Regions from separate parts of the Homo sapiens genome. Here all the other regions are linked to region 1. The links are chromatin loops, found by intact Hi-C in ENCODE. Cell type or tissue: prostate gland. All regions are shown on one strand.

What was found. Hi-C counts contacts between places; a loop is a spot of excess contacts. Peaks named below come from ENCODE experiments on the same cell type or tissue, not always from the same donor. Only the 100,000 strongest peaks of a DNase experiment are listed, where the experiment ranks them.
Region 2: it touches region 1 in a loop (3-fold over the local background); 15 of 110 quality-filtered maps call a loop at or near these places.
Region 3: it touches region 1 in a loop (2.7-fold over the local background); 3 of 110 quality-filtered maps call a loop at or near these places.

The regions. Positions count from the first base shown.
Region 1 is chr10:77,171,021-77,179,020 of GRCh38, forward strand. All of the region lies in intron 5 of KCNMA1 (potassium calcium-activated channel subfamily M alpha 1), which reads right to left. Among named protein-coding and RNA genes, the nearest start is that of KCNMA1-AS2, 34 kb to the left of the region's middle. In prostate gland, a CTCF peak has its summit at 3,034 (motif pointing right); a DNase peak (open chromatin) is centred at 3,041; H3K27ac peaks cover 2,463 bases.
Region 2 is chr10:77,367,391-77,375,390 of GRCh38, forward strand. The region is part of intron 2 of KCNMA1 (potassium calcium-activated channel subfamily M alpha 1); the gene reads right to left. KCNMA1-AS3 (KCNMA1 antisense RNA 3) reads left to right here. Exons shown (of 6, transcript NR_126365.1): 4 at 5,457-5,557; 5 at 6,307-6,445. Among named protein-coding and RNA genes, the nearest start is that of KCNMA1-AS3, 21 kb to the left of the region's middle. In prostate gland, no CTCF peak of the experiment used is centred here; DNase peaks (open chromatin) are centred at 4,731, 5,194, 6,902 and 7,221; H3K27ac peaks cover 3,672 bases.
Region 3 is chr10:77,283,636-77,291,635 of GRCh38, forward strand. All of the region lies in intron 2 of KCNMA1 (potassium calcium-activated channel subfamily M alpha 1), which reads right to left. Among named protein-coding and RNA genes, the nearest start is that of KCNMA1-AS3, 63 kb to the right of the region's middle. In prostate gland, no CTCF peak of the experiment used is centred here; a DNase peak (open chromatin) is centred at 4,246.

The DNA.
Region 1 (8,000 bases):
GGTTTACTCTAATACCAGAATCCTGGAAACTTGCATAGCAGCTACAACTAGAATTCAAGTTCAGCCTCACCGTGGGCTGGACCAGCAGATCTCAAAGTGTGGCCCCCAGATCAGCAGCAGCAGCATCACTTGGGAATGTGTTAGCCATGCAGATCCTCAGGCCCCATCCCAGGTGTACTGAATCTGAAACTCTGGGGATGGAACACCCCAAATCTGTAATTTAACCAGACCTCTAGGTGACTCTGGTGCACTCAAAGTTTGAGAACCACTGGTCTATCTAGAATACATAGTGTGCTTGTTCCAAAGCAATTGTCCTTACCACGACCCAAAGAGCCTCACAGAATAGATTTCGGAAAGTACGTGTGCGTGTGTGTGTGTGCGTGTGTGTGTGTGTGTGTGTGTGTGTGTGTGTGTGTGTGTGTTGAAGTTTCTCAGGTATTCAGGTATGTTCCTCTGGTTTAAGAACCACCACTGTGCCAGGCCTCTCAACAGTGGCTGCACAAGTGAAATTATTCAGAGAACTTGAAAACATTCTGGTGACTGAGTTCATCCCCAATTCTCATATGCTTGGTTAGAAATACAGTCTGGCCAGGAGGACGTGTCAGAGTTCCTGGGTGATTCTAACATACTGCCAAGATCATTTAGCCCATAGAAGAATCACCAGGAGAATTTGTTAAAACAGATTCCTCAGCCCTACCTTTCAGAGATTCTCCAGGTTTAGGGTTGAACTCCAACATTTTTATTTCTATTAAGCTCCCAGGCCATGTGCTGGCTTGCAGACCGCACCTCGAGTAGTCCTGCTCTAGGAGAAACATGTTTATATTTTAGATACCTGAAATCTTCTTTGGGCTGGGATGGCCAACTTTCCTCCATCTGTTCCTCCTCTAAATTCCTATAAACTTACTGTTCTTTCTAGAGGACACTCCAATTAAGTTATTAACATCTTATAGAGGCAAGATCTATGTTTTCCCCATCTTTGGGTCACTCCTAGCACCTAGGGATTTGCACACAGTAGGTGTTCAGCTGAATAATGCAGTCGAATCCCTGAGCTGGTTTCAGGTGTTCATTTTCTCCCTATCTGATCTGCTAGCCAGGTCAATCCATTATGGCCCTGGTCTCATGGAAAAGAATCAAGGCATCTATTTTTTGAAGATGATGTGAAGGTAAATATACGTCCAGTCCTAGAGATTTAGGTTGCTGAGGAGGCTGTTCCAATAATACCCCAGATGAAGTACAGCCATCTGGAGAGGTTTTGGCATCCATGCAAACCTACTGCTGAATTCGTTCCTTGAAGACATTCATTTTAGGATGGTATTTCCAATTTGGCATATAACAGAGCCATGCAAATCAATGAGGATTTAGAATCTCTACTTACGGAGGGCATCTTATTTAAAGCGTGTCCCTGACAAAGCAATATCAAGGGAACACAATTGGAAATCTCTTGGAGAGGAGTAATTTCTCTAGAAGCAGTTTTAGCTATAGCAGCGACCGGAACAGCAATGAGCTCCCTGAAATACATCCAAATTTTTAGTATTCCACTTGGCTGGGCTGCCTTCTTCAGAGCCCAATCATAGGGACAGAACTTAATAATGAGTTCATTTTTCTTGTCACACTAGAGCAATTCAGTTGCAATGCTATTCATAAGGTGTATGTTGCCATTGAATTCTTTCTCAAAAAAAAACAAAAAAAAAAAAGCTCAAGCCAAGAGTAGAGCCCCATGTCAGTCTATATGCGCTAACAAAATACCTTAGACTGGGTAATTTATAAACAACAGCAATTGATTGCTCACAGTTCTAAAGGCCGGAATGTCCCAGATCAAGGCGACAACAGATTCAGCATCTGGGGAGGGTTTTTTCTCTGCTCCATAGATGGCACTTTCTTGTTTCCCTGCATGGTGGGAGGGACAAACAGCCTCCCAAGGGCTTCTTTCATAAGGGCACCAATACCATTCCTGAGGGCTCCACCCTCATGATCTAATCATCTCCCAGAGGCCCCATCTCCAACACGACGGCATTGGGATTTCATTTCAACACATACATTTGGGGCAGATACAAACATTCAGACCATAGCAGCCCATAACATCTAGCATGATACTATTTCAACATGGACTAATGGTAAAAACATGGATTGTTTTTATTTATTTGGCTACTTGTATAGAATGGGTCAAGAAGCTCAGAAGAGGGGACTGGTGAACATGGGGGAAAAAAGTAGTTTGGAGGCTGGTAAGTTATTAAAAATGTGTTAACTTGTAGCTTGAGAGACAGCATAGTATCATATCAAGTAACATGGACTTTGGAGGTAGATTGCCTGAGATCAAAGCTGAGCTCTACCATTTACTCACTAGGTGACTCTCAGCAATTTATTTAACCTTCTGAAGCCTCAGTTTCCCCATCTGTAATATGGGCCCCCAAATGACACCTATTTCATAGTACTGTTTGGAAGAGCACTTGAGACAATTATATACTGTATGTACATACACATACATACATATATATACACATATATGTAATATGTGTAATATGAACACATCTAACTTTATTCTAGTTATGGAAGCACTTTTCTTTTGGATTTCTCTTTCTCTCAAACCCCCCAACCCCCACTCTCCTAAGGACACCTGGCCCAAAAAGGGAAATCATACTTTTTCTTTTCTTTATTTCACTATTCTTATTCTAAAGAAACCCACAGACTACAGACAGCAGTTTACTTAGAAGGCTCTGGGCTTCAGGGAATCTAGATGTCCAAGTTGAAAGTCAGCTGCCTGGAACATGGAGTGGGTGACCTCTGGGGGCACTCAGGGGCCCTTCCTTCCAGGCTTCGGGCACTGTCACTGAGAAGCAACTCCCTTGGGGGAGGGGTGCTTTTGGTCATAGCGGTTGAGTCAAGTTATCAGATGTCAAATAGCTTATAGGAGTTCAAAGTGAGCCTATCTCCACCACTGCTAACCACGAACTGCCCATCTGAGCATGATGAAATTGGCCCCCTTCCCCTCTCCCCTTGCTACTTAATTGCTCACAAATCCAGCAAATTGCAGGACCAGCCTCTAGGGGGCACCAGAGACCTTTCCTTTCAGAGCCCAAAATGCCATTTCAGTAGCAGCAGAGTAGTGTGTCCTGGAGCTGGAGCATGGTCCAGTGTCTCTTGTGCTTTTTGGCCTACTGAGTCCTTAAGTATATTTAATTTAATTTGGGTAGGGTGGTAGAGGGTTCCTTTTAACAGTGTATTCATGATTTCTCTAGCATTTCTTCAGGAAAGTTATTTATTTCTTTTAGATATAGAATTTTTACCATTGGTCCATTCACTCAAAATCACTTCAAAAAACATTTGCTAAGCTTCCACTATGTGCAAGAGTGTCCTGGGCATACAAAAAGTAAAAAGCCATGGTGTGTGCTGTCACAGACTCATTCTAGAGCAGCGTGGTCCCACAGAACTGTCTATGATGATGGAATGTTCCACATCTGTGCTGTCCAGCTCCGCAGCCAATGAGCCACATGGGGCTCTTGAGTACCTGAAAAACAGCTGGTAGGATGGAGGAACTGAGCTTTTAAATAGGCAAATGTGGCTAGGAGCTACCATACTGGACAGCACAGTGTATTAGTTTGGTGCAAAAGTAATTGTGGTTTTGGCCATTTTTAAGTGGATTGGTAAGCCTGGCTATTTAAAGTGTGGTCCACAGAGCAGGAGAATCACTACACCTGAGAGCTGGTGGAAATGTAGATCTCTGACGTTAGCATAGGCTTCCTAAATCAGAAACTGCATTCTAACAAGATCTCCTGGTGCTTCTCATGCACAGTAAAGTTTAGAAAGTTAGGAGATGCATACAAGTGGTTCTCATCCTGACTGCACTTCAGACACAACTGAGAAACATTAAAAGAAGCTGAGCCTAGGTCACACCCTCCACCCAGAGATTCTTAGGTTAATGGTTTAAAGGCTTGGCCTGAACATGAAGAGTTTTAAAAGCACTCTGGGGGATTCTAATAAAAATTCGAGAACCATCCCAGCATAAGTCAGTACGGTGGCTCCAAAACTGGAGATCACCAGGAGTGCTTGTTAAAACACAGACTGCTGGCTCCAACTCGCGGTTTCTGATCCCTGGGTCTCGGTTGAGCTCTAAGAACCCTCATGTGTAACAAGTCCCCAGTAACGCTGATGCTGCTGATCCAGGAACCACACTTTGAGAACCACTGGTCTAATCATTTTAAAAGATGGGCTCCAGAATTGGACTAACCTGAGTCTTGGACCTGCCACTTACTTAGACCCTGAACCTCAGTTTCCCAAACTGTAAACTTGGGCTATGAATATTTACTCATCGAGTTATTGTGAATATTAACTCAGAGAATGACTGTGAGATGCTGGGCATAGTGCCTACTTTTAATAAGCAATCAATAACTGTTCCTTACTATCATGATCCTAAGAAGACTCACTCATTCATTCATTCAACAAGTATGAACTATGTGTCAGGCACTGTTCCAGGTACTAGGGACATAGCGAAAAACAAGGGGGCCACAGTCCCTGCCACATTGCTATCATGGAAGCTGCAGTCCTACCTGTCAGTACAAAGCAGGCTGCGTATGGTGCTCCTATAGCACGAATCCTAACAGCACAATACAAAGGTCAGAGAGGAATTCATTCCAATGGATGAGAATGGGAAAGCTGCACACAGGAGCTGGAGTCAGAGCTGTGCCTTAATGGGGAGAAGGATTACAACCTGCAGAGTCAGGGCAGGAACTTACTCATGACCAGGCACAGGGCAGAGACAGCAAGAAGATGCAGCTAGCAGCCTAGTGGAGCTGGGGCAGGAAGTACAGGGAAAGGGGAGGCAGGAGGCAGGGCTGTGCATATGGGGATGCCAACCAGGGTCTGCCTCCACTCTCTGGCCAAACCATACTATTTGTGTTTGTTTAAATCCCAAACACTGAAAATTACTGATGTCAGGAAACTGAAACCAGGCCACAGCTTTCATTCTTGATTATTCTTACCAAATGCAGAGGCCAGTCAACAGAAGGTCCAGAGATTCACAGAATCATCCTGACCCTGCCTGAAGGTGGGGCGGGGCTCTTCAGCCAAGCAGGTGGCCTTGGGCCCAGATGCTCCATTGAAGCAGAGGAACAGAGAGATGCTTGAGACTTCAGCTGAGCCCTGGGTGGGGTAACCATTAAAAGGAAGAGTGGTGTGCTGACCCCATCCACCGCTTCCCTTAGGAAAATGGTGGCCTACCACCACAACTCTTTGGTCTCATTTGGGTTTCTCTGTAAACTCCAGAAAGCAATAAAGCATGATTCCTAAAAAAGAGGGCTACTAGGTGGAGGTTATGCAGACCTAATATGTTCCCCTCAGTCACTGCAGCTGCACAGGAAGGGGCACCCAAACCTCAGAGTAAGTTGCGTAAGAACAACAGACAACAGGCAAGTCTGTCTAGTAACTCACCTGTTCCCATGAAAAGAAAAAAAAATGTCACTCCATGCAAATGAGGGGTGTGGGAGGGTGTTGAGCTTCAATAAGGCTCTCCCCAACGGTCTCCTCCCTAACAGGCTGTAAAATAACATGAAGCATGGCCCCAAAGGGCCGTGAATGACCCCTGGAGCAAAGGACTCCAAAAGGCTCTGCAGAGCTTTTGGCACATCTGAACAGGGGCCCGGATCCCAGCGCACCCTCTTCTGGGCTCTGACTTTGGCAAGTTACTCAACCCCTCAGAGCCTCAGATTCCTCTTTGGAAATAATAATGGGAATAATAATATGCCCCTTTTGGTAGGCAGAACGATGACCCTCAAAGATGTCTGTGTTAATCTTGGGACCTGTGAATATGGTCATCTACATGCCAGAAGGAAATGAACGCAGCAGGCAAATTAAGGTTGCTGATAGGCTGACCTGGAGATGGGAAGAGTATCCTGGAGTATCCAGGTGGGCCCAATGTAATCACAAGAGTCCTTAAAAGTAGAAGAAGGAGGCAAAGAAGAGATGGCAGGAAGCAAGATCAGAGTGATGCAAGGTGGGGATGCACCCTTAGTTGCTGGCTGTGAAGGTGGAGAAAGGGGCCATGAGCCAAGGGGTGTAGGTGGCCTCTAGAAGCTGGAAAAGGCAAGGACATGGAATCTTCCCTAGAGCCTCTGGAGAGACCCATGTTGGACTTCTCACCCACAGAACTGCTTGGAAATAGAAAACTTCTACACCATTTTGCAAGGTTGTGAGGCTGATGCTTGGCACTCAGCAAGGCCTCTCTCTTTCTTCCTTCCTTCCTTTCTTCCTTCCTTCTTTCCTTTCTTCCTTCCTTCTTTCCTTCCTTCTTTCTTTTCTTTCCTTCCTTTTATTTTCCTTCCTTCCTTTCTTCCTTCCTTTCCTTCCTTGCTTCCTTTCTTCCTTCCTTCACTTTCTTCCTTCTTTCCTTCCTTCCTTCTTTCCTCTTTCCTTCCTTCCTTCTTTCCTTTTCTTTTCCTTCCTCTTTCTCTGTTTCTCTTTCTCTCTTTCTGACTTTCTTTCTTTTCTTTTCTTTTCTTTTTTCTTTTCTTTAGCAGGGTCTTACTATGTTGCCCAGGTTGGTCTCAAACACCTGAGCTCAGGGGTCCTCCTGCCTCATCCTCCCCAGTAGCAAGGCCACTTTCTTCTCTAGGCTGTTATTAGCTTCTGTGGGTACACACCATGCTCCACACATACTAGGCTTCATTCTCCCTGTCTTAGCCCATCATTGCAGCCTCCACTGAGCCCCAGCCTCTCACAGAAGCCTATCCTCATTCTCCCACCCACATGAGCTCTCACTCCTCTGAACTCCCATGGCCTTTACAGCCTGTACCTTGCAATTACGGGCTTAATTATATAGTGGGTAGTGTTACCTGCTGTCACTGCATGTGTGTTTATTTTGGTTCCAAAATGAGATTGAAACTTTAGTCTCAAACAGGAACAATGTTTTGTCCTTTTGTTGTTGTTGTTTTTAAGCACCTGTGCTTTTTTTATATAATCCTGTTTTTATTGCCTTCTGACACAAAAAAAGGACTATTTTGGGCATATATTTATAAGCAGATACCCTACATCATTGCAACTGCCCTGTGATTGGGCATTAACTCATTTTTCTATTTTCTAGCAGAGTTTACTGAAGGTTTTAAGGTTTAAGGTCTAAGGCCAGTTCTGATACAGACAATAGAATCAAGTTTATAGTTTTCCAATCATGGTTCCAATGACCATGGTCCCTTATCATATGCCGATTTCATCAGTCAAAGAACAGGGGATGGTGTTGGAAATCACAGTACCAGTAGGATACAGGGTGGCCCGGCATGTGTTCCTCTCATCCCAGTGCTGAGCACACAGTAGGTAATAAAAATGGGCTAGAAAACTGGCTGGTGAGTGCATCATTACTTTCCTCCTACTCCCTTCTTTAAATCCTACAAGATCACCCTCAACAAAAACATACACACAGGCAAGGTGCAGTGGCTCACACTTGTAATCCCAGCACTTTGGGAGGCTGAGGCGGGTAGATCACCTGAGGTCAGGAGTTTGAGACCAGCCTGGCCAACATGGCGATCCCGTCTCTACTAAAAATACAAACATTAGCTGGGTGTGGTGGCAAGTGCCTGTAATCTGAGCTATCGGGGAGGCTGAGGCAGGAGAATCGCTTGAACCCAGGAGGCAGAGGTTGCAGCGAGCCAATATCGCACCACTGCACTCCAGCCTGGGCAACAAGGGCGAAACTCCAAAACACAAAAACAAAAACAAAAAAACATACACACAAACAGAGGCAGCACAGCCCATTGACCTACCTTGGGGATACATTCCCAAAAGAGAATGAGACAGACGGACATATGAGTTCTCCTTGGAGCATGTTATTCAAATCTCAAAATAAGATAAAGCTCTCATTTCAAGGTGCATTTATTTTAGTGAGGTTTGGATTTGTAAGGGAAACAAAATGAATAAGTTGGTGGGTGGGGACAGGAATTAAAATAAGCAGCGTCTTGCTGCTTGCCGACATGACTGTCCTCACATCCGCTGCCTTATTTTTTATTCTGTTCTGGTTT
Region 2 (8,000 bases), 200 kb after region 1:
TGAGCTGAATCTGCATGTTACGATGTTTCCTCTGTAGAGCCTAACCCCCTCCACTTGTGTTCCCAAGAGCCCCAGCATCACTCAGGAGCTTATAAGAAATGCAGAGTCCCAGGCCCCATTGCTAAACCTCTTGAATAAGAATCTGCACTTTTCAAAAGTTTCATTTTCTAAATTACTATACAGTAAATTTAATTTTTTATTTTTGGTGTAAAGTTCTACGAATGTTAGTATATGTGTCAATTTGTATAGCCACCACCATAATCAAGATACAGAACAACTCTGCCCCAAAAACTATCTTGCATTATCCTTTATGATCACACCTATCACCCCTACCCACTAATAACCACTAATCTGTCCTCTGTCACTACAGTTTTACCTATCCAAGGAAGTAACATAAATGAAATTGATATAATATGTAACCTATTAACGCTGGCTTTTTTAATTGAGCAAAATGTTGTTGAGATTCATCCAAGTTGTTGCTTTTATCAATAGTTCATTCTTTTTTGCTACTGCATGTATTCATGGTAAGGATGTATCACAGTTGTTTTAGCCATTCACCCACTGAGATTCTTCCTAGTTTTGGGTAATTATGAATAGAGATGCTACAAACATGTATATGAATGTTTTTTCTGTAAACTTAAGTTTTCATTTCCCTAGGGTAAATATCTAGACATTGAATTTCTGGTAATATGCTAAGTATATGCTTAATTTTATAAGAAAACTTCTAAACTGTTTTCCTGAATAGCAACATTGTTTTGCATTCCCATTAGTAATGTCTGAGAGTTCCAGTTGCCCCCCATCCTCATCACTACTTGGTATTGTTGGTATTTTTATTTCAGCCATTATAATAGGTGTGTTCACATCTCATCATTGCTTACACTTGCATTTCCCTAATGGCTAAAGATGCTGATGTTCTTTTTCTGAGCTTATTTGCCATCCAAATATCCTCTTTGATCATGTGTCTATTCAAGTCTTTTGCCCATTTTCCAGTTGGGTAGCTTGTTCTCTTCCTGTTGAATTTTGAGAGTTCTTTATATATCCTGGCTATAAAGCCTTCTGTAATATATGTGATTTTTAAGTATTCTCTCCCATTATGTAGCTTATCTTTTCATTCTCATAATAGTATCTTTCACAGAATAATAGTTTCTAATTTTGACGTGTCTAAGTGATCCATTTTTCTTTTGTGAATCATCTTTTTGGGGTCATGTCTAACTTACCTAAGTTCAGATCAGAAAGATTTTCTCCTATGTGTTTTTATCAAAGCTTTATAGTTTTACACTTATATCTGTGATCCACTTTGAGTCAATTTTTGTATAAGACATGAAGTTTAGGTTGAGCTTTTTGTTTTGTTTTGTTTCATTTGCCCTTGGATGTCCAATTGTTCCAAGACCATTGTAGAAAAGACTCCTTCTCCATTGAATTGTCTTTGTACCTCTATCAAAGCAATTGACCATATTTGTTGTAGGTCTATTTTTGGACTCTAGTCTACTCCATTGATCTATGTGTCTATCCCTTTGCCAATATGACACTGTCTTGATTACTATAGCTTTATAGCAAGTGTTAAAATCAGGTAGGGCGATTGGTGATTTCTTCAAATATACACTTCTTTTTCAAAATTATTTTACCTATTCTAGTTGCTTTGCCTTTTCACATAAATTTTAGAAATTGGTTTGTTTATATCTGCAAACAGTCCTGCTTAGATTTTGGTTGGAGTTACATTAAATCTGTAGAGAAATCTGGGGGTGAGCTGGCACCATTACTAGGATGAGTCTTCCAGTCCATGAACATGGTATGTCTTGCCATTTCTCTAGGTCCTCAGAATCTGCATCTTAACAAGAATCCCAGGTAATTTCCCTGTACATTAGAGTCTGGGAAGCACAGCTCTAGAGTGGAAATGACAGTGAAGTCATCTGGGAGGATTTACAAAATATGGAAGCCTAGACCTCACTCAGACCAACTGAATAAGAATCTCTGAAGGGGGACCTAGGTGCTGGAATTTTTTCTATGTCTTGTAGGTGATTCTAACTGGCAGCCATGTGTGAACCTCTACTCTAAACCCAGTCTGGGCTCTTGTGGCTCTGGCCCTATGCTCATTAAATCAATCTGATTAAGGCCATCAGTTCATTCCTTTTCAACCCTAGATGTATATTGGAATCCTTTGAGGATAGAGGTTACTTCAATGAGAATTTTCAAGAAAAAATTCTAGTTGACAGATTCACCAAACTTCCTCTGAGGCCCCACCTATATTTGAGGATTACCTTTCCCTGCCCAACCCCAGGAGCTAGAACAACATTCCAGAAGTTTTAACTCTCAACTCTAAAAACCTGCTCTCTTTTTGGAAGTCTCTCTACAAGTTACTGAGGCAGGAGGAGACAGAGGAGAGAGGGAACATGTGTGCACACAAGAGAAATGTCCAATTGAATGAGTCTGATCAATAAGATCTATGACTCAAAAATACTTGCTTCATGGCAAGGGAACATCTTTTGCTTTCATATCCATCTCACATACCTGCTGAGTCAAGGAAACAGCTCCATATTTAGGAGAAAAATCCTCTTCTAATCTCTAAATGCAATCGAAGGTTTTCTATGTCTTTTTCTGTGGCTCCTTGGAAATGTTAAAGGCATGTCTCAGCTACAGCAAGGTGGGGCATGACATATTGCCCCCCAAAATATGAACCAATTGAATGTCGTCTGAAGTCAGCTCTGTTTCTGTTATCTTTTAATGGATTTTAGGTAAAGAAGTGTTGATGTAGATAAAATAGATATAAAACCAAATTCTTCTGCTTTGGATGTGCACCAACCCCAGCAGGCTAAAAATAGATTCAACTGCATCAATAATATTTCTCTTTAAAGTTGCAGGTCCTTTGGGGGTTTGGAAACATTCAGAGAGGATAAAAGGGGAGAAAGATATGAAAACAGCAGAAGCTGCAGTCTAAGCCTCCAGGTGGGGGCCTTGGGGACAGCCATGCTGGAATGCCTGATTTTTACATGTCCAAGTACCTATTTCCTACCAAAAAAAAAGCCCTTCCACATATGATAAGAACACATCTTTTCTTGCAGGGCTGTCAAGTTCATTCTAAACACCCCTGCCGCTGCCTGTTTGAGATTGATGCCTCTCCAATCTCTAGCTCTTTGTTTGAAATTAAACATCCAAAGACCTTTAGAATAAAAAAAGTCAACATACAAATGAAATGCATTTCAACATGCATCTCAACTGCAGAACCACAGCATGTTGAGACTGGACCAAGCAAACCCTGAAGAAGTTTCCCCTCTTGCTCCTCTGTGGTAGATGACCTATCCAAGTTCACACAACAGGTAACATGGAGCATGTGGAGAGACTCAGCATAGGCCAGTGCAGTAGCGGGGTCTACTGGAAAAGACTTGGCCTTTGAAGTCTCATTCCAATCCCAGCCTTGCATTGACCAACTCTGTGACCTTGACCTTGAAAAAGTAGAGTCACAGTGCCCTCTACTTCACAGGGTTGTTTGGAGAATTACTGAAAATGTGCACAAAATACCTGATACACAGTGGGGCACTCAGCTAACACCAGTCATTCCTGTAATCCAGGTCTCCCAACTTCTAGTCCAGTGCTCTTTGCACAACAACACCATATGAAGACTCTGAGCTATCCAAATAAGTGCACTTGAACCACAGGTTAAATCCCCTTCCTCTCATCAGAAATACAGGCTAGCACCGCCCAGCGTTCTTTAAAGACAGCCAGGAAAACAAACCAAATTCATACTACTTACCCAACACTGAACGAGACACGCTGGCTCCCTTTCCTTTATTTTGTTTCCCTTCTATTTGTCCTGGGTTTGTGGTTCTCGGGCAAGGTGAACTCTGCTCAGTATGATATGTGACCCCTGGCCACAGTTGCATATGGCCCTGCCTCAGTTGCTGCCTGCTCCTTACTTGATTCTCCAGGTCCACACTCCTTTCCTGTGCCATCTTCCCCTGTGGCACCTGTGTGTAGGAATCTTCAACAGCTGCACCGCCAACAGAGAAGCCACAAGCTGGAGCCCCACAAGTTTCCCCCCAGGCCCCATGCATGGGTCAGCAGTCTTGACCCCTGGGCTGATTTTAATATTTTAATTAAATTGACAACATGTAAAAAATCTGGAGATTTCACAACAATGCAGATTTCTGACTTCTTTTGACAAATTACAAACTGGCCAAATGTCCACAGCTGGCCAGAGCTGTGAGGCAGCTGCTCCCTTCATCTGGAAAGACTCTTGCTCCACTGGTCAAAGTCCCCACCGGTCCCCTCATTGCAACCTCACCATTCCCTATCAACCTCTGAGTTTTCCACCCCTGTTATGATATGCACTTCCAGTTCTCCAGCTGGACACTCAAGATGTGTCACCACATGGCCCACTGCACTTATTCAATCTCTTCTCCTGGGAACCCTGGAAAATCTCTCTGCTTCTAGGCTCTGCTGGGAGCAATTCCCCTCCTACAATGTCCTCCTTGCTCTTTTATTTATCCAACCCAATCAAGAGTATCTCTGCTTAAAAAATTCTTGCTGACCACCCAAGCCACAAAGAGCTCTCCTTTCCTTAAAGCATGGAGTCAACAGTTATCTTACCTACCTTCACATAGTTGGTTCTTCCTGTTTGCACATCCTGTTTCCCTAGCTAAATTGTAAACTTCTTGAGTTCACATTTGTTTGCCTTCCCCAGAAGGCAGCCACAGACTTTCCAAAGGGAAAGTTCTGAACAAAGATTAATTGTTTGGTCAGGAGCTATCAACCATATCATCACTCAGTGCAAGACCAGTCTCTCCAGCCTCTTTTGCCTCCACTCCACTTCCCTTGTTCCCCTCTCAAATCCACCCAAACCCCCATCCTCCTGGAATCACTCCAAAAGGACTAGAATTTGTTTCCTGTTTTGCCCACGATTGTTCCCATCGCTGCCACTCCCCAGGGCTAAACACAGAACCTGCCACATAACAAAAGCTCAGCATATGCACATTAAATGGAAAGTGCCTTACTTTTTAGTCCCTATATCTTAACATCTGCAGTTCACCAGGCTGACCATGCCCTTCTCCCTTTTCACCAACAGATCTACGGGTCTTGGAAATCCCAGTTCAGTGTTCCTCTCTCAATCTTTTTCTCTTCCTTTACTCAGCCAAGTCACTCCTCTCTCTAGGCGCCGCAGTCCTTTGCTCTTGCCTGCCACAGCCATTGCCAAATGTTGGTGCAATTGTTTGCCCACACCTGTTTTTCCCTTGGATGCCAAGGTCTTCCGGATCCAGGATTGTGTGATCTTCTTCCATGCGCTTGCCTGGTTCCCCAAGTCATAACTGGACATAATTAGTCTGGTGGAGAAGGCAAGTATTATGGCCCTCATTTTTCCAATGAGAAAATGGAAGCAAGGCACCAGGCTCCCTGCATGCAGCAGAGAGATGGAAGAGGAAGAGAGGAGCAGCTTGGGTGAGAAGACTTGGTTCTATTAGCAGGGGTCAAGCAATGGAATGGAAATGTGTCATGTCCTTTCAAGGTCATCTGTGGAGCAATGTTTAACAGCCTGCCCAAGAAATATTTAATTACCTAGAGGAAAGTAAGTACCTTTGTTGACTTGATATTTGCTACCAACTAAATAGCCAGATTATGTGAAGTTACACATTAATGTGTAGGATTTTGCCTAGTAGAAATACAAATGTTTTCTGTTCAGGAGAAAAGATAATCTCAAAGTTTATTAATTGACTCCCGTGTAGGACATTAACCAGTTTTGTTTCTAATTTAGCAATCTCATTCCAACACTCTTCCTCCAGTGCCTATGTAAACTCATGCTGCCATCTTGTTGGTTTCCTCATTAATGAGCTAAATGCATTTTTGACATGTCCACATTCTAGATTTGTATGAGTCACAATTTTAACTTTTTGAAAATTATACTTTGCCACCCAGGTGCCACCAACTCTGGGAGTGTGAGCAAGTCCCTCCCTCCCCTCTTCTGGACTCAGTTTCTTCAACAGTAACATGAGGGCGTAGGTCTGCATGGGAAATTACAAGCCCCAGGAATATTTGATTTTAAGCCTGAATCTTAAAAAGAATAATTTCCTCATAGGGTTGAACATCTTACGGAGTTATTTTCCAAAATAACAACAATAATGGGACAGTGCTTCATACCTGGGGCTAAGTATTTTAATTCTCACATAATGAGATGGGGCTATTGTTCCTAGCTCTATTACAGGTGAGGTTAGGAAAGCTGAAACAGTATTTTTTTTAACGAGGAGACACTATGTTTGTCCTTCCACTCATGTTTCCTTCCATTCTTCTTTTCACCTGTCTGGTCATCCATGTTTCCAGTCATCCATCCCACTGATGCAAAAAGAAGGTGGTTTCCATTTTCACTCTGGATCTATCTAATTGACTATTTAATTGATGTGGACTTTAGTAGAGGCAGTGATTGCTTCCAGTTGGTGGGCCCAGGAAGACTGTGAAAAAGGTACCACTTTCAGCTTGACCCTGAAGGTTCAAGCAGAATTATTTAGGGATAGGTTGAAGAAGCATCTTTGCCTGAAGGAACCATGGCAGGGACACCAGAAGACAAAGGAGGGAGACATGCACAGTGACCAGTGGGTGGTTATGGCTGTGGGAAGGGTGGATAATGGGAGATGAGATGAAAAAGATTGATTGGTCTTGGCATATGTCAATGGCTGATTGAGAATCTTAAGTTTCCTTGATCTGAAGCCCTGTCCACAATCACCCAGACTCTGAGTACTTCATGTGGTAGTAAGAGGCAGAGACAAACCCTTCCCCAGGTGCCCTGATCTGGCCAAGCCTGGGCGCTCTGACTACCAGAGTCCTGAACTCTTAGAAGGGAGAGCTGCAAACAACCATGGCGGGAATCTACTCCAGCCTCCCTTCCCGAACATGTGGGCCTGAGCTAATTTAAGCTAGTCTGAGCTCACTTTGCAAGCAGTTGTCACAAGGTGCTACATCAAAAGACTCCCAAGGCCCAAATATTTAACAACCAGAACACTCCCTCCATCCATCAGTTTGGTAATTCTATCCACACAAAAAAACTATTGGGGTTTCATTTCTGGCCTGCTCATTTCTTATAAACATGCCAGGGCCATTTACAGCTCACAACTCACTGCTCTCTAAACATTTACACATTTCTCCCTCTTAACACATCCTTGGCTATTTGATTAAGTAGTAGATCACAGGGGATGGAAGGCAAGGCCTTGGCATCTTTGGGTTTTCTCCAAACCTATCTTGACATGGGTTCAATGCCAGCCTCCCCTTCCAGTAAACACAAGGATTATTGCACTCCTGGGCACAGACTTGCTGATGCCTTGGTCTTTTCTATCCCTTCTCTTGCAGTTTCTTTAGGTAGGAGGGAATACAAACCCCAAAAACAAACAGACATGAGTCCATTTTACCAGCTGGGTTTAATGGGAAAGCTGGTAGGGTTCCCCATGACCCCTAGGACTGAATGAGTGCCCACATTTCACAACACCCTGATTCCAGACAGGAAGCTTGGAGAAGTATCTATATTTGGGGGAAGGAAGCTGCCCCAGACACAGCTTCCTGGACTGTTAGCAAAGGAATCTCACACAAGGCCTAAACCAGTTTCCATACAACTTCCTTGCCTTTTGGGAAGGTGCAATCTCACAGGACTGGTGGGACTTACCCAATGCAGTCATCCAAAAACAGTTATGGCCAACACCTAAGTGCTGAGAAAAGTCAAGAGGAAGAGGAAGCCCCAAGGGCAGAGAAAGTGGTGAAGGTCACAGAAAAGGCATGGAGCTGTGGCACCATTGGCGGGGGACAGCTAGAGTCCAGGCACAGAGCTAAAACTGGGTATGAGCAAGGGTAGGAGAGGGGACACTGCTGAACACCCACAATGGTCCTGCTCCTGTTGGCTCTGCCTTCAATCTCAAAGGCAATTATGAATAAAGGAAAGCACACTGCCTTCAGAGTCCGACCTAAGTTTGAATCCTGGCATCTTTCCCAGCTGGCCGTATTACCCCTAGGAGCTACTCAACACTTCAGAA
Region 3 (8,000 bases), 110 kb after region 1:
AGAATGGCAGAACGTGGGTGTTTACAAACACTTCTGTCCACTTATGTATACTGCAGATACTTAATGGAGTGCTCATCCTGTGCTGGGATAGAACTGAGACAAAAAACAGATAGTAGCTGCTTTCAGGGAACTTAACAATGTCAGTTAATGGGGGAGACAGGTATCCATTCATAATCATCCCCAATGAATGTGAACCCAAAATGAAATAAGGGCATGGAAGAACATAACACAATTCTAGAAGAGCTGCTCACAAAAGATCAAGGTGAAAAGAAGTTTCTCAAGAAAGTCGCACTGGAGCTGGCATCTGAAGAATGAGTAGGTGCTATTTGGGTGAAAGGCGTGTGCTGTGGGAAAGGGATGGGAAGAAGAGGAGAAAGAGAGAACAGCATGTGCAAACAGAGGGAACAGCACATGCAAAGCCCAGTGGCAAGAAAGACTATGGCGTGGTGAAAAATTGGGCTAAAGACAATATGACCAGGGCTGGACACTGAGGGTGAGAGTGAAATGCAGCATTGGGGAAGAGAAAGTCAATTCCTAATTGTTCAGGAAAGGTGACTGGGTGATAGGCATGACCAGAAGAAGAGAGGTTTCCTATGAAACTCTGTACTGGAAATAGAGCTGCCACAATAGGCAACAAGAACTAAGGTACCTAGAACAAAATGCTCTGTCATTTTGTTCCCTGGGAGAGTAGAGTAAAATTCAATTGAACAGAGGTTGAGACAGCCTATTGATAATTTAAAGAAAAAAAATTTAATGGGCTAGGTCATCATACAGGCATATTAAAATGTAAAACAGCAGAACCAAATCAAATTTCTCTTTGACAGGCTTGCCCTGGTTTTATAATCCCTCTTTCAGGGGAGACTCTGTTGTTGTTATTATTATTATTATTATTGCTCAAGATGGTGTCTCTCTATGTTGCCCAGGCTGGAGTGCAGTGGCACGATCTCGACTCACTGCAACCTCCACCTCCCAGGTTCAAGCGATTCTCTTGCCTCAACCTCCCAAGTAGCCGGGATTACAGGCACATGGCATCACACCCAGCTAATTTTTGTATTTTTAGTAGAGATGGGGTTTCACCACATTGGCCAGGCTGGTCGTGAACTCCTGACCTCAGGTGATCCTCCCACCTTGGCCTCCCAAAGTGCTAGGATTACAGGTGTGAACCACCGCGCCCAACGAGACTCTGTTAAGCTGAAAATATTGAGCTAAATGCCAGTGTCATTCTTCTGTAAATATATGTAATTGCCATTTAAAGAACTCTCAAATTAAGGTTATAACAGCTAGTGATAAACATTCCTTCATTTCTCACAATATTATAATAGAGAAGAGGACCAGCATTAACAAACTGGCTTTTCCTGTTCTCCCGAAACAGTCTTAAGTGATCTCATTTATCATGAATTTCTGTAAGCATTAACAGTTTGTAAAATGAGTTAATTATGTTCTTTGGAGGTTTAATAAAATCTACCAAGTTAAGTAATATCCCGATGCTCTTGAAATTTACCCAGAAAACTTTAAAGAAAGAAATAAATGCATTCGACTGAGCAGAACATCATGTATATTTTTAGAAAGCATACATTATCTCACAATACTTATGCTAAATATGTAAGAAAATTTCTGATAGACTCTAAATCAAGTCTAGTTGTAAAAGGATCTCTCCTCTAAAGTTTTTTTTTTAATCTTCGTATCAATGTATAAATATTGGCATCTATGCAAGCCAAATATATTCCAAATCCAAAAGCTTTGGCAATCCAAACTTTGAGAGAAAGAATAATAAAATCTAACCTTTAATGAGAAAAAGTAGGAATTTCAAGAACATGCATCTATTTTCTACAGGCAGTGGTATGAGAGAAATAGAACAGACACTGAAACAGGTGAAAATTAAGATGTTACATAGGGATGGCATATGGGACTCATTAAGTTTAGGATGGTGTTTTGCCCTTCTTTAAAATGTGTTTTTCTTTTCCCCCACCATAAACTCAATTTGCCCCAGGTAGTAAACTGAAATGACTGGAATTTTCTCTGATTAGATTTCTCTGGGGCTGTTACTGGGTGTTACCACATGGCATAGGGGTGAGGTGCCAGGCTCTGGAGTCAAATTGCCTGTGCTCAAATGCTGCCTCTGCCCCTTACTGGCCATGTATTTTTGGAAAAGCCAGTTACTATCTCTAAGTTCCAGCTTCCTCATCTTTAAAGGAAGAGGTTTGTTATTATGCATACCTCATGGGTTGTTCAGATGATTAGATGAGATGTGTGAAAAGTACTTACTTAGCACAGTGCCTCTGTAAAGGACAGCGATCAGTATTCCCCTGGTGGAAACAGTGGCCATGTTTACAAGATGAAGGAGGAACCAGTCCTTACTGCCTCCCTGTGTAATCAAAGTAGTCATTATCTCCTATTGCCAGGGTTTCCTTATCTCTATCACTCATGTCCTGTCCTGACAACATATTTATAATGGGACTCTACCTACACAATTAATTGTGTAATTTTTTTTCTTTAAATCTCATTCTTTAAAGTTCAATTTTTAAATTGAACTTTATTTCACTACCACAAATGGAAAGCCCATCTCACTTGCTATAACTAGAAGGTAATTCTAAACATACAGCAAAAAAGAAAACCCAGATCATTTAAACGCCACCTCGATCTTGTCACCCCAACAAAGACTCAGAGCCTGAGAGCGGAGGCTGATTGCCAAAGTTTAGAGAGGTGTTAAAGACCTGGTAGAACCTAGGGAAGACATTCTCTCTGTGTTAAAGAGAATGTAAAAGAAAACATAACCCTCTCCTCATTGGAGTCTGTGTCATCCTATGCTGGGTCAGGCCACCACCTAAAATTACGCCATATGCCCCTGGTAATACCCATCTCTCACGTTGTTATCTAGAGTGATTTCCATTGTAGTTTATGGAGTTTTATGCATAAACAGACAGTGTTCTGTGATACCTAAGAATACTTCCAAAATTCCCATGGAAGGAGGCTCCCAATTAATTCCAGTCCATTCATTTTTAAAATTGCTGAGTGAGGCATTAGAATTCATAGAATTTGCAGACCTGTGAATTCCCCTAGCCAGCAGCAATCTTATTAGCATATCCGTAAGTCTTTGCAAATTTGACTAGGGACGGTGTGTGTGTGTGTGCGGGGGGGGGGGGGGGGTTCCATTCTTACTTTATGCATCCTCATTTATACACCCTCCTCTCTCTTGAGGTTGAGTTTCTAAGCTGATAGATCATACCTTCCATCTCTGTCCATAAATGCCTTTGACCCAAATATCATGCAAGTCCAATGGTACACATGTCCTCTAAAACACCCTAAGTGGAAAGCATTGCCTGTTGAGGATTAGAGTAGACATATAATCACGTTTCATACTGAGCTATGGCCTTCATCCAATACAAATGCCACATTCACTTAGGAAGGGTGTGTATACATGGGAAACAGCAGGGGAATCAAGGACAACTTCCTGAATCAGCCTGCTCAGCAAATCCAAACTCATTCAGCCACAAACCCAGTTCATTCATGCATCAGGGTTTGCACTGCTCTAATAAGATGAATGGAAATGCAAAGACAACACTTGGAGGGAGTCCTCTCCGTGCACTGAGACCCTTGTCTGAAAATACAAGCAACTGCTGCTGCTTCACACTCAAAGAGCCAAACATTTTGCATGGATAATTCAGAAGCAGTACGTCACTGCCCCATACACAATCCTCATGTTAAGGGAGCCTGCATCAGGAAAGCACAGACTATCTACCTACACAAAGAGGTCATTGCAAATTCCTCCTCTCCTTCCTGTTGCATTCACTTTAGCAATTTTATTACAGAAGAGACTGTCTAGTCCAGAAGCTTGCTCAGTGATGAAAGAAGCCAATTTGGGATCCTAAATTTGACTATAGAGCATTCATATGGACAACTGGGAATTACCTGGTTTGTGAACTAAGCAAAAGCCAAAACTCTAAACACCTTCTGAGCATCTATGAAAAAGTATTTCCAAATCACAAGCATTCATTTTTTAGATGGGAGTTGGCATGAGGATCTCCTGCAAAGAGAGAGAGAGAGGTTTCCTGGCATGGGATGGGGAGTGCTGAGCACCAAGACACATGTGCAAGCTGAAAGCACACCAAGTGCTCTTCTCTGCATCCAGCACCTCACACACATTAACTCAAAGGGCTGACAAGTCCCTGGATCACTCAGCAGGCAGGCAGCAAACTCTCAGAGCAAACAGAGTTACTGCTGCCTTATCTTGAGCTCCACTATTAACACACTTGTCATCACTAAGCCAGGTTGTTAGTCTCTGGAACAATTTGATGGAAAGGGCAAACACCAGAGAAAAACAAGTTGACCCAGATGGGCTGGCAGAGGGGATCAAGTGGCAATAAACTCCGTTATCACTCCTGGTTGGCAAACAAAAAGCTCTGCCTACGCATGCATTCCAGTTAACTATGGACTTCCCCTCATACATGCATGGAAGGCCATTATGCAGAGAAATGGGCACAGCAAATCACACTAAACACTGAAACTCTGCTGAAGTGACTCCAGTGACTTGGAGTTGTTGATCTAAAAATTGCTTATTCTTGCCTTGACAATAAAATCAGAGTCCAAGTTAATAAAGATTTCTAGTTAGCAAAGTCCCCAAGAGCAAACAGTTTATTCAGATCACCAGCTTTCTGCTTTGCAGTGTGAAGAGATTAAGGGTCCAGGGACACTCCTAGTTCTGGTTCTGCCTGTGTACATCACTGAGCCTTTGTAGACCTCAGCTTTATTCCCTGTGAGACTTAGACTGATCAGCAGTTCTCAATCTGAATGTGATGACAGAGTAGCAGAGGTGGCCGAATATAGAATCCTCAAAATTAACTTACAACCAAAGGCTGGTATCTGTCAGTAGCTTTACATGTATTGACTAATTTAATCTTCACAATAAACCTGTGAAGGAGGTACTATTATCATCCCTATTTTACCAGTGGGGTAACCAAGGCTCAGAAAGGCTGACAACATGCAAGGGTCACCCAGCCAGCCAGGTGCAGAGGTGAGACTAGGAATCATGTGGTCTGTCTCCAGAAATGCTGCTTTTAACTACTCAACTCTTCATAATCTAGTGCCTCTCAATAATGGTTAATAATAGCTATCAGTATGGCCAATTGATGGCCTGATTAGAGGAGATCTGAGGCTTGAAATAAAAGGCTACTGATACTCGCATTTTAACAAGCTTTTTTTGAGAGACAAAGAAGTGGAGTTTCATAACATAACCTGGAGTTTGCATCTCAAAAGTGAACACCATCCACAAGGCCAGGCAAGAAGAAAGGTTGGCACTGGCTGACCACACAATGTGGTTGGTTCCACCTCACTTAGCCATGGAGTCTATGATTCCTTGGTGCTATGAGAAAGAATGCTGCAATCTGCTCACTCTCATTTTGGGAGGACCAAAGCCCTGCCTAGCAGCAATGACAATCCTGGCCCTAACACAGCTGGGAGCCTCTTGACAGGCTTATCTCCTCCAGCTCCCCAGGAAGTCTCCCATTGGCTGTCAGATCAAGATCACCAAACCCATTCTCCTAATTAGCTCCTTGGCAGGCAAACCACACAGGAGCAGTTCCCTTTCCACCTTGAACCCAGCAGACAGTCCCACTCCCCAGCATCAGCCAGCCCCAAAGGCACAGGGCTCCCCTAAGGCCTGCATGCCCTAAGTGTCTGAGAGGACCCCATGACTACAGCACATGTCACTAAGTCCCTAACATTCCAATCATCAGCAGGCATCTGTAACTCCAGCCGGCGTCCCTCCAGGTATGCAAATGCCATCTGCCCTTACATGAGGGAAATGGACAGCAGCGGAAGTTACCAAGGGCCCACAAGGTGTCAGCATCTGGGACAGAAATGAAGTTCCCTCCCTATCACCAACTTCTCTTTTAAAGAACCACTCAAACCCTGCCAAGCTTGTACAAGAGGAGTAAATAACAAAATGACACAGATGACCCATAAAGGATGTATATTTGCTTAAATGAAATAATAGAGTACTTCACAAGTGCCTGGTCCATGTAAGACTTTTGTTTTGTTTTGTTTTAATGGCTATTTCAATATAACACTAATTTAATAGATATAGTTTAAATATAAGGGACTGTAAATAGAGTCTTCAAAATAGTACATCAAAAATTTCCTTCATGATGAAATAGATGGCCTACTATGCTTATCCAGAGTTATTCTTGCAAATTTCTACCTGTAGATATTGTTCGGCAAATAGGCAAGTTCAATTGATTGTTGATTTTAAATAAAAGTTCTAACTGAGAAAAAAAAAGTAAGCCCATAAGAGAAACCAGTTTCAAAAGGCCACATCCTGTGGATTCTCCTTATTTGACATTCTTGAAAAGATAAAGCTATGGTGATGAAAAACAGATCCCTGGCTGCCAGGGGTTAGAGATGGAAGGAGGCGGTTCGATGCGGTAAAGGCACAGTTCCACTGATTATAGTGGTGGTTACACGCCTCCATACATTTGTGAAAATTCATAGACCTACACACCAAATTTTTTTAAAAAGTCAATTTTATTTTATGATTACCTAAAAAATAAAAATGTTTACAAGGCCCATGAATTGGGTTGTCTCTAAAAGATGACTTTTCTTCATATTTCTTCCAAATTGGTTCATATTTAGAGCACTATTGATTATCTAACAAAATTTTAAATGGAAATAGTTGCAGTGGAGATTAAATGAAATAACATATTAAACTGCTTTTGAAATAAAAAGGGCATGGAGGATGTCATAGAAGTAGCGGTGCTTGCAGTAAGAAGTCAGATCAGACTTTACAACCTTGTTAAATGAGGGACTGAAGGCCTGGGGTCCCCACCACTCCTTCCCGTGAGCCAGTGCCCTTCGTACTCCACTTTCCTTATGTGTGAAAAGGGGCACCTGAGGAAGGGTTGTATCTTCAAGCACTTTAATCCCATTACCCAATTATTCACGTGCACAGACCCATAATTGGGAGTTAGATGTTTTCCTTCAGTGCTCAAAATAGAGCAAGTTTGTCCCTCAAAACCAAAAGTACTCAGGTCATGAATGAAGGCTGAAGAAATTCTGATCTGGCGGGAAATTCCACTTTCTGACAACCCTGATGGTACCTCTGAAAAAAACAAACACAATGACTGCTTTTGAAGGGCAGGAGACAGAAAGACTTAACCAGTACTTTTCAAAGGGAGGAAAATTCTGTGTCATCGTAAGCTTGAATAAACCCAGTGCTGTGAATTGCCAAAGGAGAGGTTAACTGTTTTGAAAGCTGTGGCATTTTTCTCATCAGTGTCTCATGAGGCTGGCCAGGAGGGGCAGTTGGAAAGAAGGCTCGGAGATTTGATATTCAGGAAGTCCACCAGACATGCAGCATTCTTGACAAGATGCCTTTCACCTAATGTCATATTAGCAATTCAGACAGAAACCCAGGAAAGTTAGCACACACATATGCCCCACGCTACACATGAGCCCTCCTCCCAAACCACAGCTTCCCGTGCCTCTCTTCCCCATGAATTTAGTACCAGCCTCCAAGGGTTTCTGCCTTCCTTTCTGCAAGTCAATTGAAGTAACTTCCAGAAATGCCTTAATTACAGGCCAGTATCACTGTCATTAGAGGTTTAAATAAAAAGTCCCCGGATTCTAACCTGCTGAGATTTCTTGTATGAAATGTACTTACGGAACTTTGATAAAGTACCAGTCAACTCTAACACTTAAATGGGAAAAACTGTTGCAGCTCAAAATTCAACTCTCATGCAAAACTCCAGGGATGAGGCAGCAAAGGTACCACCTCAGCAAGAAGAAAAAGGAAGAGAGAAAAAAGAAAAACAGGTACTCCATAAATTACCCACATAAATCAGTTTAGGCAGACTACAATTTTTTTTAACACAGAAAACGCTTAAAGGAAAATTCACAGAAAATCCATGATTACTCCTTTAGCAGGGCGAAATGTCCCAATAAGAAGGAGATGTATTAATGGGTGGCCAACCACCTCTTTTGCTCCAGTCGCCTTCCGTGGAGAATAA